2 separate regions of the Homo sapiens genome follow, and region 2 is linked to region 1. A link is an interaction called in ENCODE POLR2A ChIA-PET data of the cell type or tissue named here. Cell type or tissue: PC-3. All regions are shown on one strand.

What was found. Peaks named below come from ENCODE experiments on the same cell type or tissue, not always from the same donor. Only the 100,000 strongest peaks of a DNase experiment are listed, where the experiment ranks them.
Region 2: POLR2A ChIA-PET joins it to region 1 with 6 read pairs; 2 of 35 experiments call an interaction of 5 or more read pairs at or near these places.

The regions. Positions count from the first base shown.
Region 1 is chr15:52,287,360-52,289,859 of GRCh38, forward strand. The region is part of intron 1 of MYO5C (myosin VC); the gene reads right to left. Among named protein-coding and RNA genes, the nearest start is that of MYO5C, 7.2 kb to the right of the region's middle. In PC-3, no CTCF peak of the experiment used is centred here; DNase peaks (open chromatin) are centred at 1,242 and 2,452; H3K4me3 peaks cover 482 bases; H3K27ac peaks cover 2,500 bases.
Region 2 is chr15:52,421,722-52,424,221 of GRCh38, forward strand. The region is part of intron 4 of MYO5A (myosin VA); the gene reads right to left. Among named protein-coding and RNA genes, the nearest start is that of MYO5A, 110 kb to the right of the region's middle. In PC-3, no CTCF peak of the experiment used is centred here; no DNase peak of the experiment used is centred here.

The sequences.
Region 1 (2,500 bases):
CAGCTCCTACCCCAGGTCTGCTATTGAAAATATTTATTACTAACGTCATGAAGCTTACTTCATTAAAATGGATTAGGAATGGGATCCTCATAAGAGACACCTGAGAGTTGGATGTATTTTCTACAATATGTACCTATTACTTTCATAATCAGAACAATGAATGTTAATCTTTAAAGGCAAATATCAAAATATATGCCCCCCAAAAGAATTGTACATGAATTACCAAATTTATCAAGAATTGGCCACTACAGAGTCTCAGAACTGATTATCTACTCCAAGTTGTTTGTCAAACTCCTTTTTAGAGCTGCAGAAAGCCTACTTCAAAAGGAAGTTCTGGCCAGGCGCGGTGGCTCACGTGTGTAATCCCAGCACTTTGGGAGGCCGAGGTGGGTGGATCACCTGAGATTGGGAGATTGAGAATAGCCTGACCAACATGGAGAAACCCCGTCTCTACTAAAAATACAAAAGTAGCTGGGCGTGGTGGCGCATGCCTCTAACCCCAGCTACTTGGGAGGCTGAGGCAGGAGAATCGCTTGAACCCGAGAGGCGGAGGTTTCTGTGAGGCAAGATCTTGCCATTGCACTGCAGCCTGGGTGACATGCGTGAAACTCCGTCTCAAAAAAAAAAAAAAATTAAGTTGTAACAGCTGGCTAAGCGAAGCTGGTGAAAGTGGAGGTGTTCTGATGGGAGCTGGAGCTGAGAGCCCTGGGGGCCTTCCAAGGAAGCCTGGGCTCTGAGAAGTAATGTGAAAGTCACTAGGCCAATCAATCCTTTTGTTTAACAGAGCCCCTAACTGAAGCCCAGAGAGAAATAACTCACCAAACAGCAGACAGAGTCTCAAAGGACCAGGACTCCAGCAGAGCTAGGGCCTGTGACTCCTAGTTTGAACTCCGTATTAGTTAAGCGAATCTGGCCCTGAAAGTAATCCTGAACTCTGAACTGCAACCATCTACTTGAGAGTCCATGTGCTCTCCTAACTATAATTTAGGATTGGTTTCAGCTAAAAGTGGTATTAAATGGCAGGCAGTATTAGGACATACGTAACCACTGACGGCTTCTCTTCTGAAGACCAGTGACTCCTCAGCCCAGTACCCCAGGCCGCCCACACCCTGCGATCCTGGTGCTTCTGCTGGCATTGAGTGCCCTGCAGCTGAAACCCAGCCTGGTAAGTAAACAACGGTGAGTTTACTCAGCTCCGGGTAAGTTCCACCCATTCATTCCTGTCCCCTCCTCCCTCACATTCCTCTACCCACAAAGCAATGCTTCAAACTGGAGGAAGAGTTAACTTTACAGCATTCATCCAAACAGATGCAGTCCGCAGTTCATGCAAACAATGTAACCAGCTGTCAACTGACCTCCAGAATATGGGGCCTTCCCATGAGGCAGGAGTCTGTGGACTGGGATGGAACAGCTCGCCAAGCCCTTCAGCGGAGCCAGGAAAGAGAGGGCCACCTCCCAACTTCCCTGAGTGCCCTCCCCATGCCAAGGCGCCAAGCTGAGGCAGAGGCTCGGGACCACTGAACCTTATGAGCTCAAGACCATGCCAGCCACCCCCCCAAGGCACACAGGTGAGATGAGAACAGCATCTTCTCACGCCGCCTGCTTTTCTGAGGGATCTTCTGGCATGAGCCACAGAAATGACTTGAAGACTTATATGGAAGATGGGACAAGATGGGACGACATGTGTTTCCCTCCTAGAACCGCTTTCTGGACTGGGAGTGTCCACACTCCAGGTCAGCCAGGCCAGATTGTCACACCATGCCCCTCTCTTCCTCCTCCTCTTCATTCGCTCCTCATGGGCCCCTCCCCTGGCTCCCCTGCCCCTCCCACTGCCCCCCATGTCCGTGTCTCCCAAGGTCCTTCCCAGCCTCTTCTCATGATAGGCTGTTTCTGGAGAGTTCCACCCAATTCCACAGCTTCTGCAACTGCCTGGCACCTGTGCATCTGAGACCTCCCACCCAGATCGTGCACTGGAGCTCTACACCACATTTCCAATTGCCTCCAAGATGTCAGCCCCTAAATGTCCTCATAGACTCATAAATTCCAAACTCCAGTGATGCCGACGCTCCTCCTTCCTAGCTCTCTTGCCCCTCATGTCAGAAGCCTGGGACAGTGCTGGGCACCCCTCTGTGTCTCCACCCCAACAGCCCAACAGTCACCAGGTGCTAGAAAAGACTGCCTTTTAAAAGCCCTCTCCTGTCCGCCCCTGCCTACCAGCCCCCTTGCCATGGCCATAAGTCAGCCCCCAACCCTACCCCCACCAATCCTCTCTTGACTGGTGCAGCAGCCCCCGGAGGCTTCCTCAGCCAGGCTGAGCACGAGGTTTCTTTGGGCAGACAGACTCTCTCATCCGTACTTGATTGGAATTCCTGTGGGTGGGGCCCGGCAAGAGAAAAGCTTTGAAAATCAACCCCCACATGGGTTTTGAGGAAGAGCCAGGCCTGGGCAACCAGCATTCTGGCCAATTTCCTGCTCAGGCCTCACCCTCTTTTCAATCCAC
Region 2 (2,500 bases), 130 kb after region 1:
AAAGATAACAAATGCATACCACAGAAACCTGTACATGTAAAGCTAGATCATCAGTGACACTGTTCCGTTTTATAGATGATAAAACGGAGACTCAGGGAGACCAGGAGATTTGAGCTTATATGATTAGTTATTGGTAGATACGTGACTAGTACAGATGTCTTTTTCACTAGACCAAAGTTAATTGCATATAACTTATTTCAAGCAAATTTAAATAAATGAAACTTAGTCAATAAAACTGATTATCACTCACAGTGGAGAGAAAATATAGCAAATTAAAGCCATCAACACTACCTGGTTTTAAGGAAACAACACAAAACAAAACAAAAATCCTAGTTACAGCATGAGAAAAGACTGGCAAGAATGTCAAACAAGAATAAAATAAAAAAATAGGCATGGCAGTCCACTGAGTGTTTCTCCATGGTAAGTCAACAAGGACAATTAAAATTAAAAGGCTATTCTAGGAAGGTATTTTATGAGGGCATTGTACTCTCTAAGGAGCATGTTTAAAAAGAAGCCATGAGTCAAGGATCCAGCTCAAGGATCCTGGTTATTGCTGATGTCACTGGACATAGATCTGCTTGGAAAGAATTCCTAGTATGAGTTTTGCTTTTAGGATAGATGTCAAAAACATCTTTTCAACCTTAAAGATCTAAATTAGAACTCTGCTCCCTTCCCCCTACTCCCCACCCTACAACACACACAACCTGCTCTTCCTGCCATCTTCTACATCTCAATAAACAGCAACTCCAACCTTCTAGGTGCTCAGTCCAAATCCTTACTGCCATCCTTAACTCCTCTTTTTCTCAAATACCCCATATAAGCAAGGCTTTGCCAGTTCTGTCTTAAAAATATACCCAGAATCCATCTACTTTTTACCACCTCCACTAATTAAATGATCATCTTTTCCATGGATCAAGGCAATAACCTCCCAACTAGTCTCCTGGCCTCTACCCTTGCTCCAGCACAGTATGTTCTTCTAATTTTTTTGTAACTTTACTTTTTTGTTGTTTTTGTAGATAGGGTCTTGCTCTGTCACCCAGGCAGGAATGCAGTGGCACCATCTTGGCCCACTGCAGCCTTCAACTCCTGGGCTCAAGCGATCCTCCCACCTCTGACTCCTGAGTAGCTGGGACTAAAGGCACAGGCCACCATGCCTGGCTAGTTTTTGTATTTTGTTTGTAAAGGCAGGGTCTCACTATGTTGCCCAGGCTGGAGTGTGGTAGCACAATCGTAGATCACTGTAATCCTGAACTCCGAGGCTTAAGTGATCGGCCTACAGACGTGCGCCACCATGCCCAGCTAATAGTTTTATTGTTAATCATGCCTGACTTCGTGGGGTAGGAATTCCTGTCTATTTAATTTGTATCCCCCATGCCCAGAACAGTGTCTGGCGTTTGGACGGTGTTCAATAAATCTCTATTACATGAATGATGAATTGTACCTTCCCTGAAGACATGAGGGATCCCTAGAAATGGTGATAATGTGAAACACCAGGATTTGCATCTAGAAAGATGACATCTTTGTTTGACAAGAAAACAATGGTAAGGCTGGCTGGGCGTGGTGGCTCATGCCTGTAATCCCAGCACTTTGGGAGGCCGAGGTGGGCGGATCACGAGGTCAGGAGATAGAGACCAACCTGGCTAACACAGTGAAACCCCGTCTCCACTAAAAATACAAAAAATTAGCTGGGCGTGGTGGCAGGTGCCTGTAGTCCCAGCTACTCGGGAGGCTGAGGCAGGAGAATGGCGTGAACCCGGGAGGCGGAGGTTGCAGTGAGCTGAGATTGCGCCACTGCACTCCAGCTTGGGTGACAGGGCAAGACTCCGTCTTAAAAAAAAAAAAAAAGAAAACAATGGCAAGAAATGATCCTGCAGCAGTTATTTCTGACTGTAAGCCTGAATAGATACACTCTATTTTACTGCTGTGGCAGATGTTATGGGTATAGATTTATTTATATAAATGGTAAATATAATACCATAACTAATTGAGGCATATTTTAAAGCTGTCTGAAAAAGAAAACCAAGCCAAAGGAAAAAAGACAAAACAACCCTTCAGTTAAGAAATTACCTTGAGTGACTGAGTCACAACAGATAATAATGAGAAGAGAAAATTACAGGAAACCAAGGTAAATCTAAAGGTAAAAAGCCATAAATATTCATATAAACCTAATACTATCTGTGAAAGACCAGTAACAAAGATGGTAAGAGCTATGCTTTTGTATTTAAGAATACTGTTTTCCAAAGAGTCATATAATTCTCTGAGCACTATATAATTTTCAGAGATTATTTTTAGAGTCTAGCCACCCATGTGATTTTTTCTCTGCCCAGTAGTTCTCAGGTTGTACTAAGTGGTGTCGAAACTGTACTGCAATGCTCTGATACTATACAAATCAACTACTGGTAGATTTTTCCAACTTAAGGGAAAAAAATCATACCAATAGATGGAATTTTCTCAATTTTAAGCTTAAAAAATAACTTTTCTTAAGCTTTGAACACTAATT